Linked DNA regions of Homo sapiens: region 1 is linked to region 2. A link is an interaction called in ENCODE POLR2A ChIA-PET data of the cell type or tissue named here. Cell type or tissue: A673. All regions are shown on one strand. Links, peaks and the distances in the headings refer to the core of each region. The heading gives the core; the rest is flanking DNA. Region 1 has its middle 76 kb from the start of ATP6AP2. Region 2 has its middle 5.7 kb from the start of LINC03099.

Region 1 (2,910 bases), core at 99-2,598, 250 kb before region 2:
CCTGTATGCCATCTCATGGAACCCTCACATTAACCCTGTTGTTCCTGTTTCACAGATGAGGAAACTGAGTCTCTTCATCAAAACCAGCAAAGCCAAGAGCAGAAGAAGCCCCCTCTTGAGCCCAGGTCTTTCTGGTTTCTGAGTCCACACCAAGCTTTTTGCACAAAACCTTGCACCTCCCCTCTAGGACTCAAGAGCTGGATGCCTGGTCCTGCGGCTGTGGGCTGCAAATTGCCCTGCATTTCAAGAGCTCAGTGCCCTTGTCTGGAAAAGAAGACTAGTAGGATTCTCCCAGATCTTCCACTCCCAACCCTGGATGTCCAGAGAGTTCTATGGGGTAGCCGATAAATGGCCCATTGTGGGCCAGAAGGTGCAAGCCCCAAGTGTGGGCTTGATTACTCCCAGGGACTTGTGGTCCCCCACCCCCAGTTCCCAGAAGCATCTATATCAGTTGTCTGGGAAGCTGATTCTATCAAGCCAGTTCTGGGTGCTATGGCTGATCCAGTTACTATTTCTGCATATCAAACTACTCTAATCCCAGGTGGCTAAAAAGAACAATAATTTCATTATATTTTACAATTTTTTAGGTCAAGAATTCGAGCAAGGTTTGACTACACAACTCTTCTGCTTCGAAAGGCATTGAGGGAGGTCTCTCGGTGGTATTCAGCTAGTGAATGGCTTGTTCTGGAGGCTTCACTTACATATCTAGAACCTAGGCAGGGATGGCTGGCAGGCTAGGCTAATCTAGTGTCGTCTACCAGAGTGATCTTTCCAGCATATAGTTCTCAGAGTAGCTGGAATTCTCACACCATGACCTGGGGCTCCAGCCAACCAGGAGGAAGCTGCATTGGCGTTTATGATTCAGCCTTGGAGGTTACATTGAGGCACTTTGGCCATCCTCTATTAGTTGAAGCAGTCACAAGCCCACCCAGATTCAAGGGAGAGGATATAGACCCCACCTCCAATTGGAAGGAGTGTCAGAGAATTGAGGCCTTGTTTTAAAGGCGTCATAATGGCTCAGCTGCCCAAGTTTGCCCACAGCCCTCCAGGCCCCCACCCCTTCCTTTCTCTACTCCTTCCCCCCTGCCTGCAGCCACACTCCTACCAGGGAGGCAGCCAAGGGCTCACCTCCTCTCTCAGAAACCGATCTGAAACACTTATTCATTGAAAGTGTCAGGGTCTCCATGTGTTAGTCCCCTGAGGAGCATTTTCACTTTAAAATTGTGGCTCAAATGGTGGGGCATAACCAAAGGAATGCATTGCTAATGGTGGAATTTCAGGCATTTACCACAGACCAGTAGGGGATATATTTTTTGGCCAAGGGACTTTCCTGCTGCAGACAGCTGGCTGTTCAGTCTACCCTGAACCCATAAACACTAAACTGTGGCCACTGGGGCTCTACAAGCTGCTTGGACAGCAGCTTCTGCACCGTGGTTCCCCAACCACCACTGAAAATCTGTACCCAGACGACGCAGGAGGGGAGGGAATGATGTTTCTGGGCCATGCTGGTGGCCAGCTCAGAGCTGCGCAGATTTACTGCTCCACAGTGTAAAAGCATGAGATTAAAGAGAGCCGCGTGTGCAGAACTCAAGTTTGTTTGAAACTTAAAATATTTATGTAGCATAGGCCCCCTTCGAGCAGCCTACCTTCTTTTCCTCATTATTGTATTTCTCAGCACTAACAAAACTGTGTGTGAGAAACAAGGAACATGTCAAAAATAAATAAAAGATTATGGGATAACAACCTGATCTAGAATAATGCTAATTTCAAGCAAGGGGGAAAAAACTCCCACAACTGTGTCACACACACACACACACACACACACACGTGCGCAACATTGTTTATCTTATTAGTTTTCTTGGTTTGGTTCAACCTGATGTCAGGATGAAGTGGGAAGTGGGTATGGCCAGTAAATCTGTTTTTTGGATAAATTTCAGAAATTTCTGCACATATTCCTTTTAATGTTCCTCCACCCCTGACACCAACCTTTTTAAACCAAGACTTGTAGTACTTAGTTTCAAGGGAAGAGGTGGAGAGACTTCTGGGAGGTTCTGAAGGGAGGCACCAAAGACATTATGGGTAACTTTTTTTTTTTTTTTTTTTTTTGAGACAAGGTCTCGCTCTGTCACCCAGGCTGGAGTGCAGTGGTGCCATCACAGCTCACTACAGCCTCAACTTCCCAGGCTCAAGTGATCCTCCTGCGTCAGCCTCCCGAGTAGTTGGGACTACAGCTGTGCACCACTACCCCCAGCTAATTTTTGTATTTTTTAAGAGATGAAATTGGGCTGGGTTCGGTAGCTCACACCTGTAATCCCAGTACTTTGGGAGGCCAAGGCGGGTGGATCACCTGAGGTTGGGAGTTGAGACCAACCTGGCCAACATGGCAAAACCACGTCTCTACTAAAAATGCAAAAATTAGCCAGGCGTGGTGGTGTGCACCTGTAATCCCAGCTACTCAGGAGGCTGAGGCAGGAGAATCTCTTGAAGCTGGGAGGTGGAGGTTGCCGTGAGCCAAGATCGCACAATTGCACTCAAGCCTGGGTGACAGAGTGAGACTCCATCTCAAAAAATAAATAAATAAATAAAAGAGAGATGAAGTCTCATCACTGTGTTGCCCAGGCTGGTCTCAAACTCCTGGCCTCAAGCAATCCTCCTGCCTCAGACTCCTGAGTCTCTGGGATTACAGGCATGAGACACTGTGCCAGGCTCCATTATGGGTAAGTTTAATTGAGTGCTTACTATATGCAGGCACTGTTCCAAGTGCTTTCCATGTATTGACTCCATTTCACTGTCAAAACAATCTGGAGGCAGGTACCAGTTACTCCTATCTGAGAGTTGAGGGGTCTGAGGCACAGAAAAGTTAAGTAAACAGCCCAAAGACATGGAGTTGGGAGGTGGGAAAGGTGAGCG
Region 2 (2,910 bases), core at 195-2,694:
AGGAATGAGCCCTGCCCCATCCCCAGCCAGTGATCTCCTGTCTTGCCCCTCATCAGATCCTACCTTCTACACAGCCGAATAACCCTTGGAGGAATTTCTAGGATGGGCTGCTTTGGCCAAAGCAAGCTGTGCATTATGATGGGTGACAAATGCCCAGATGATGCCACCAAAGGCCATAAAACAGCCCCAGATGGTTGGGGGTGTTTGTTTTGCTTCCCATCCACTCTGCTTGGAGCTATGCCAGCACCAATCCAGAGTGGAAGCCAAGTGTTGCAGGGAGGGCCTCGCATAATTGGGAATGGGGAAGTTCCCCCAGGCAGAGGAGTGGGGCTCAAGTTGAACTCCTCTGCCCTCCTGCACTTTCAGGCTTACAGTGCCCAGTTGCTCTCTCCCTGCTCTAACTCACACATGTACTCCCAAGAAAGAGTTTGAGGTAAGTCATTTACGCTTTAGTATGAATTTAAGTGTCCCAGGGCCTCTGGTTTCATCGTGGAATGAGAAGCTTTATTATTTCCCCCTGAAATGTCACCATGTCAGGGGTCTTTGGCCTTAAATAAGAAAATGGAAGATCAGGCATGGTAGCTCACGCCTGTAATCCCAACACTTTGAGAGGCTGAGATGGGTGGATTGCTTGAACTCAGGAGTTTGAGATCACCCTGGGCAATATGGTGAAACCGTGTCTCTACTTAAAAAAAAAAAATACAGGCCGGGTGCAGTGGCTCACACCTGAAATCCCGGCACTTTGGGAGGCCAAGGCAGGCGGATCACTTGAGGTCAGGAGTTCAAGACTAGCCTGGTGAATGGTGAAACTCCGTCTCTACTAAAAATACAAAAAATTAGCCGGGTGTGGTGGTGGGCGCCTGTAATCCCAGCTACTCGGGAGGCTGAAGCAGGAGAATTGCTTGAACCCAAGAGGCAAAAGTTGCAGTGAGCTGAGATTGCACCATTGCACTCCAGCCTGGGTGACAGAGCGAGACTCCATCTCAAAAAAAAAAAAAAAGAAAGAAAGAAAGAAAAAAAAATACAAAAACACTAGCCAGGCATGGTGGCATGTGCCTGTAGCCCCAGCTACTTCAGAGGCTTCGGCGGGAGAATCACTTGAGTCTGGGAGGCAGAAATTGCAGTGAGCCGAGATCGTGCCACTGTACTCCAGCCTGGACAACAGTGTGAGACCCTGTCTCAAAAAAAAAAGAAAGAAAATAAATAAATAAAATGGAGGCCGGGCAAGGTGGCTCATGCCTGTAATCCCATTATTTCGGGAGGCTGAGATGGGAGGATCACTAGAGGCCAGGAGTTTGAGACCAGCCTAGGCAACAAAGAAAGATCCTCCATCTCTACAAAAAAAAAAAACTTAAAAAAAAAATTAACTGGGTATGGTGATGCATGCCTATAGTCCCAGCTACTATAGTCCCAGCTACTCAGGAGGCTGAGGTGGGAGGATCATTTGAACCCAGGAGTGCCAGGTTGCAGTGAGCTATGATCAGCCTGGGTGACAGAGGGAGATCCTGTCTCAAAAAAGAAAAAAAAAAAAAGGAAAAGAAAATGGGGAGCTGATGAGAGTTCTAATACTGGTGTTTCAGCCATACCAAGGCCTAGCCACCCAAGTCCCCAAGGTCAGGACTTGCCCTACCCTCCAAGCCCAGTAATGTATGCACTTTCTTTTATTTCTCATTAAGGACACATGAATAAAAAGCATGAAAGCTTCTGTATGTATCCTTAAAATAGAAGGATTTAAAGAGTTTTGTTTTTTTTTTTAATGCTAAAATGGTAGAAAGGGCCAGGCGTAGTGGCTCACGCCTGTAATCCTAGCACTTTGGGAGACCAAGGCCGGCCGATTACTTGAAGTCAAGAGTTCAAAACCAGTCTGACCAACATGGTGAAACCCGTCTCTACTAAAAATACAAAAAATTAGCCGGGCGTGGTGGCATGCACTCCTAGTCCCAGCTACTCAGGAGGCTGAGGCAGGAGAATTGCTTGAACCCGGGAGGCAGAGGTTGCAGTGAGCCAAGATTGTGCCATTGCACTACAGTCTGGGCAAAAGAGCAAGACTCTATCTCAAAAAAAAAAAAAAAAAAAAAGAATGGTAGAAAGAGAAAAAGAATAACACAGGGCTCCAAAGTCATAAAGGAAAAGATGGACAGATGTGACAACACAAAACTTTGCAACCAAGTGTGGTGACTCATGCCTGTAATCACAAGACATTGGGAGGCTGAGGTGGGAGGATCACTTGAGGCCAGGAGTTCGAGACCAGCCTGGACAATATAGCAAGAACACTCTTTAAAAAAACAAAACAAACAAAAAACTCCTGTGCAACAAAAATACATCATCAACCAGAGGTTGCAAACTGCTGTCCTGCAAATGCAACCCAGCCCAAACAGGTGGTGTCTTTTATAGTGCTTACAAATTTTTGAACGAGTTGCCAGGGTTTTTAAATTGGAATTTTTGGCTGGGCATGGCGGCTTACGCCTGTAACCCCAGCACTCTGGGAGGCCAAGACAGGCAGATCGCCTGAGGTCAGGAGTTTGAGACCAGCCTGGCCAACATGGTGAAAACCCATCTCTACTAAAAATACAAAATTAGCCAGGCGTTATGGCGGGTGCCGGTAATCCCAGCTACTCCGGAGACTGAGGCAGGGGAATTGCTTGAACCGGGAGGCAGAGGTTGCAGTGAGCCGAGATCACACCACTGCAATCCAGCCTGGTTGTCAGAGCGAGACTCCATCTCAAAAAAAAAAAATTGGAAATTTTCCTGTAAAAACCCGTATATACGGCATCTCCTGAAAAATCAGAAGATTTGGCACACAGGTTTCCACCTTCCCACCCAGCAGTGGTTGGCTGGAGCCCAGGAGGGGCTGCCAATCCTAGACAGTTGCCCTCCACACCTGCTTCACTTATTTGTGCTGCTTGCCCA

What was found. ChIA-PET counts read pairs that join two places held together with the same protein. Peaks named below come from ENCODE experiments on the same cell type or tissue, not always from the same donor. Only the 100,000 strongest peaks of a DNase experiment are listed, where the experiment ranks them.
Region 1: POLR2A ChIA-PET joins it to region 2 with 10 read pairs; 2 of 35 experiments call an interaction of 5 or more read pairs at or near these places.

The regions. Positions count from the first base shown.
Region 1 is chrX:40,503,355-40,506,264 of GRCh38, reverse strand. No RefSeq gene overlaps it. Among named protein-coding and RNA genes, the nearest start is that of ATP6AP2, 76 kb to the left of the region's middle. In A673, for the core only: no CTCF peak of the experiment used is centred there; a DNase peak (open chromatin) is centred at 1,254; H3K27ac peaks cover 559 bases.
Region 2 is chrX:40,255,793-40,258,702 of GRCh38, reverse strand. No RefSeq gene overlaps it. Among named protein-coding and RNA genes, the nearest start is that of LINC03099, 5.7 kb to the left of the region's middle. In A673, for the core only: no CTCF peak of the experiment used is centred there; no DNase peak of the experiment used is centred there.